Linked DNA regions of Homo sapiens: region 1 is linked to region 2. A link is a contact called in ENCODE Hi-C or POLR2A ChIA-PET data. All regions are on one chromosome and are shown on one strand. The core of a region is the stretch at or near the end of the contact, and the rest is flanking DNA. Distances in the headings are between cores, read along the strand shown.

Evidence for each region. Hi-C counts contacts between places; a loop is a spot of excess contacts on that map. ChIA-PET counts read pairs that join two places held with the same protein, here RNA polymerase II (POLR2A). Pooled maps may share reads with other maps.
Region 1: a pooled map shows a loop between it and region 2 (4-fold over the local background). The contact joins the enhancer-like site here to the promoter of PCNA in region 2. A Hi-C loop is called at or near these places in 1 of 168 maps with a recorded cell type or tissue (naive thymus-derived CD4-positive, alpha-beta T cell) and 7 of 50 pooled maps. POLR2A ChIA-PET finds 5 or more read pairs at or near these places in 1 of 52 experiments (CD4-positive, alpha-beta T cell).

Annotation. Positions count from the first base shown.
Region 1 is chr20:5,841,859-5,844,558 of GRCh38, forward strand. The region is part of intron 2 of SHLD1 (shieldin complex subunit 1); the gene reads left to right. Among named protein-coding and RNA genes, the nearest start is that of CHGB, 68 kb to the right of the region's middle. RefSeq lists an enhancer at 2,459-2,528. Within about 2 kb of position 1,298, at least 4 of the 41 ENCODE cell types and tissues checked have a DNase peak (open chromatin) inside an H3K27ac peak, as active enhancers do; they include CD4-positive, alpha-beta T cell, where a contact is called at or near this core.
Region 2 is chr20:5,118,708-5,121,489 of GRCh38, forward strand. PCNA (proliferating cell nuclear antigen) reads right to left here and starts at 1,251. Exons shown (of 6, transcript NM_182649.2): 1 at 871-1,251; 2 at 62-159. The coding sequence starts at 1,091. It overlaps PCNA-AS1 (PCNA antisense RNA 1), which reads left to right and starts at 879. Exons shown (of 1, transcript NR_028370.1): 1 at 879-1,262. LOC124900464 (small nucleolar RNA SNORA26) reads right to left here; the gene lies at 2,710-2,782. RefSeq lists enhancers at 1-705, 445-594, 706-1,586, 1,035-1,204, 1,335-1,784 and a silencer at 785-844.

The DNA.
Region 1 (2,700 bases), core at 48-2,547, 720 kb after region 2:
TGCACACTCAGTAGTGCAATGCAGAGGCTATTAGAGCAGCACGCATGAGCTGAGTTAGGAAGATAAAGTTACTTAAAAAGCAAATGGAAATAGTTGACTATGGAGAAAGAGAACATTGTCTACAAAACATTAATAGCCTTTACAATTTTTATAAAACCAACCTAGAACAACTTTGAAGTTGAATGATTTTGCATAACTGGCTTATTATGGAATGAAACTTTCAGAAACAAAATATAGAGTGGAGATGAACTGTATACTTTTAAGATGATCACGTGTGATTTGAGATCAGAGTCTAGCATTGGAATACTGTTTCAAGGATAGCTGGACTACCTTGGTGAATTAAATAGATGTGTCACTAAAGGAATAGAAAACCTTGAAATTGTATGTAGCTCCTTCCTCTACCTTCAGATAAAATTTCTGTACATCAGCCTAAGTGGTAAGAATATTGTCTATTTCAAGCACTTTTAGAAAATGAGCTTTGGATATAAGGGCAATCTGGGTATGACATTTATTATTTTGGTCGATCTGGCCAGTTAAGAGACTGATGTCTTAACTCCTTCACCATTGCCTGCACGTCCCTAAGTTGGTAATTATTTTCTTGGAACTTTGAAGGTCTTGTTTCATTGCCTTCTTGTTTACAGAACATTGTGATTAATAAATTTGAGGATTTGTGCTTTATCAGTTCTGAGAAATTCCCACCCATTAACTCGTTGTCTCATTGTGCATTGCCTTTCCTTCGTTCTCTCTGTTAGCTCTTTCTGAAATTCCAATTACATGCATGTTGGACCATCTCACTTTGACTTCCATATCTCTTATTTTTTTCTCTATCTCTCTCTCTATGCTAAATTGTAAGTAATATCTTCAACTCTGATTTCTATTTTCTAATTATCTTTCCACTGGACTCTAGTCTTGTTTTACCTATTTGCTGAGGTATAAATACCTATTACTATATTTTTTCTTTTTCTGTAATTTAACATTTTCTCATTGTGCTTTTTGTTTATTTTTCTCATTTACCTGTTCATTTTTTGTAGTCTCTTGTTCCTAACTCAAACTTTCAACTTCCCATTTTATTTCTTTAACATATTAAGCATATTTGCCTTATATCCTGATTGTGTTAACGCCAATATCTGAAGCCACCATGGGCCTTGTTTGCTGGCTCACTTTGCTTACTCCCACTCGGTAAAGGTAGATTTGTTTTTTCCCTGTGCATTTTGAGCTCATGTTCAATGGAACTCTGTGTGGACGGTTTCTTTTGGTGTTTGGTTGAAAGTACATCCCTCTAAGGTTTACGCTTGCTTTCACTAGACATATGAGGGCATGTCAGTCTGGAACCATATTAAAATAAATAGCTGGCTTAGAGGTTTTTAGACCACAAAAATAGTTTCAATTTGAGCACAAACACATGTGAGTTCTGGCTCATGATCAATTGTTTTTTTCTTTTTTTTTTTTCCTTTTATTTTCTTTTATCAGGTTAAATCTTGGGGCAGATATTTCTTTTTTTTCTCTCTCTCTCTACCCAGAGCCAAGGCCAAGACAAGTTTTTGTTTGTTTTGTTTTACTATAACCTTTTACAAGGCGTATTTTGTTCTCTAGTTCACTTTTTCTCTGGTGGCGTAACTTCAGGGCTCTCAGCTTTATGTGGTGATTTCTTGTTAAGCACCCCCACCTTGCCATGGCCCTAGGCTTTGTGTCCTGAACCCTGTGTGGACGTTGAAGCTGACATGCTAGGTCTAGACACCAGCTCAGGGTTTGCAGACCTCTCAGAACTTCTATTCTCATTTTGCTTTTGGTCTGTACAGGCTTTCCTTGCTTTGTTACCAGCTCAGTCAAACATTTTAAAAGATTTTTCAAAAATATTTTATCCAACAGTTTTAGATGTTTGGTAACAGGAAGGATTTTCAGAATATCTTGTCTACCATATTCTTTTGTCAAAAATAAGTAACTATTTCTGTGACCACACTAGAGGTATCCTCGCGAAGGTGGAAATTCAATTCCATGTATTCCTCACTTCTAGCCCTTAATAACTCATGTTAGAAAATTTCCCAACACAAATGCATCCCAAACCCATCTTTCTCTGTCACTTAGCCTCAGTTTTCACTTGTCTTCTGTCTATATTCCTTTTCTGCGTAAGTTGTATCACGCAAATTTTAGATTTTGTGGCTTTTTTCCAGTTTCTTTGAGTTTTCTGTGTTCTCCAATGTTATGTGCTTCAGGAGAGAAGGCTCAAAGCTTTGCTCTCCTTAAATTCAAGTGTAAATGGGAGGCATGGGTGTTGAGAGTGATCTCCTATAACTGATCTCATGGTGTTTCCTTCTTGTCTTGCCCGTTTAATTCAGCGCTGTGATTCTGACTCAGCCAGCAGTCATTCTGTGAACTCTAGATCTTCTCTGCCTATTTTCACAATTTTTTGTTTTATTTTTAATGCTGCCTGTTTCTCTTCTTCAGTGTATTTACTAACTCAAACTTTTCCTGAAGCTCTTTGCTTGATTAATAGCTGTCATCAACTTACAAAAACCACTGCCACCATCAGGCTCTCTGGAGGTTGAGTCATTTCAGTCCCACCCACATCCTGGTGCAGGTCCCCCTTAGAGGGATGTGTTTGGGGATGGCTGGAGGGCTCTACCAGCCTGGGCTTCTGTGTTTGACACTCCCACACACTGAGGCACCTGCTGTTTCTGCCCACACTAGGATCATGTTTAC
Region 2 (2,782 bases), core at 1-2,500:
ATACTGACACAGAGTTTTGATTTTCTGTAGCTTCGTGACTCGGTAAAAAGGTACGACTTACTTGGTGCTTCAAATACTAGCGCCAAGGTATCCGCGTTATCTTCGGCCCTTAGTGTAATGATATCTTCATTGCCGGCGCATTTTAGTATTTTGGACATACTAGAAGACAGGAGACACATGCTTTAAAATCAACGCCGTCTGCTGAAGGGCTGTATTTCGAACGCGGTTAGAAGGGGTTACCACTCTCACCCATCAGGCCGTCTCAGAACTGGTGGAGGGTAAGCGGACTGCTGGAGGATGCCATTATTAATGCAGACGTTTTGGGACGCATCTGGCAGTATTTATACTAAAATACCACCAGCAGTGTCCCTTCTGGATAGAAACAATCTCCTGCCACTAAGTAGGATGACAGGCTGCCACATTTCTCGCAAGGGCATTATAAAGCATTTAAAGTCAACCGCGACTGAGCCGGGAGGATCGCTTGAGCCCAGAAGTTGGAGACCAGCCCGGGCAACACACCGAGACCGTCTCAGAAACAAGAAAGCCACAGCTAAAGCGTCCATTCAAGGCCAACAGGATTTAGTGAGCAAAGAGCCCTGGAACAGTGTTCCTGGCACTGCGGAAAAACCCTTGATTTTCCCGCCACCACCCGCTTTGTGACTTTGGCGCGAAAAAGCAGGTTCGCGCAGCAGCCAGCGCGGGCTTTTCCGAACCGCGCGCTCAGCTGGGCCCCACCCCACTGCGTGGCAGGCCAATGAGAAGGCGCGGATGGCCCACGCCAGCCAATGAGGGCTAGGCTCGAAAGCGCTCCCGCCAAGCACCGGAGGTGCAGGCGGGCCGGGGCCGGCTTCCCGGGGCCGCGAGGCTCACCTGGTGAGGTTCACGCCCATGGCCAGGTTGCGGTCGCAGCGGTAGGTGTCGAAGCCCTCAGACCGCAGGGTGAGCTGCACCAAAGAGACGTGGGACGAGTCCATGCTCTGCAGGTTTACACCGCTGGAGCTAATATCCCAGCAGGCCTCGTTGATGAGGTCCTTGAGTGCCTCCAACACCTTCTTGAGGATGGAGCCCTGGACCAGGCGCGCCTCGAACATGGTGGCGGAGTGGCAACAACGCCGCTACAGGCAGGCGGGAAGGAGGAAAGTCTAGCTGGTTTCGGCTTCAGGAGCCTCAGAGCGAGCGGGCGAACGTCGCGACGACCGGCTGAGACCTAGAAAGACAACGACCACTCTGCTACGCCTGCAACCGTTTAATGCCGCCGCGTCCGCAAGCGCGCGCTCTCACCCTGCGCCGCGTTGCGACGTCACCACGCTGTCCAGCCCACGGCCTTGCGGGGAAGACTTTAGGGCCAATCGTGTCCATGCTCCCCGCGAGGCCCGCCCCCTAGAGCATACATTGGAGGAAGCGGGCGCAGGGCGGGGCAGCGTCGCGCAGGTCTCCCCGCCTCTTTGACTCCTGAACCCGGCCGCAGAACAAGTCCGGGCATATGTGGAGATCGGGTCCCGGTCCCGGCTCGTCAAGCCCCAGCTTTATGGTGGCTCCTCAGCCTCCCACTACGTGGGTAGAAAGTTTCCAGCCACGAAAGTGAAAGTGAAATGCAAATCAAGCCTACCGGGAGGAAAAGCCTCCTTGCAGCCTGAAGAGAGTACAGCTGCTGCAAATATGCACTTTATTTTTCAATTACAGAATTGATGCGCTCGTAGGTGTCACAAGATAAAGAGGTGAATTGTTCTGTTAAACTTAGCTCCCTATCATCCTCTTAACATTCCCCCGCCAGCTCTTATAATCACTCAATCGTTCATTGTATAAAGCTTTTAAAGCTTTTTTAAAAGTTCGAATACACTTTTTTTTTTTCAAAAATGCACTCATTCCGTAAACACTTGGAAAAGTACTTAATAAAGTACATTTAATTTTATGCCACGTACATCTTTTATCATATCAGTACCTCTTTAAAACATAGCATCACATGTATATAACATAATTTATCAATCTCCTGTTGTTTAACTACAAACACCTTTGAGCACTTAGGCAATTTTGGTGATATCAACTCCTTGAAGTAATACAGCTGAGTCAAAGAGCGTACACATTTAATATTTTTTCTTTTCTTTTCCTTTCTTTTTGAGATGGAGTCCTGCTCTGTCATCCAGGCTGGAGTACAGTGGCGCGATCTCAGCTCATTGCAACCTCCGCCTCCCAGGTTCAAGTGAGTCTCCTGCCTCAGCCTCCCGAGTATCTGGGATTACAGGTGCCTACCACCACCCCCGGCTAATTTTTGTATTATTATTATTATTTTTTTTTAGTAGAGACGGGGTTTCACCATGTTGGCCAGGCTGGTCTTGAACACCTGACCTGAGGTGATCCACCTGCCTCGGCCTCTCAAAGTGCTGGGATTACAGGCGTGAGCCACCACGCCCAGCCAGAAATTTTCAATTGTTACAGGATGGACAGGATTTGTTGTTTCTCTCTTGCTTTCTTCACACCACTTCTCTTTAGTTACTTTTAATACCTTGGTCAGCAGAATTCTTTAGTTTTTCTACCATGTATCTAGGTATGGAGTTAGTTTTATTTGTCTTGTTGAGGGAACTGAAGATTCATTTCAAGTCTGACATATTCTCAATCATTATGGCTTCAAATATCTCCTCTCCTTAGTCTATTCTTTATCTCTGGAATGCCTTTCTTTCCTTTTTTTTTTTTTTTTTTTTTTCCTAGTTCAGCTGTGACTCCATACAAGGTTCTAAGATGAGTTTCACAGTCTCTTCCCTGGATTTTGTGGAGACTTAACTTT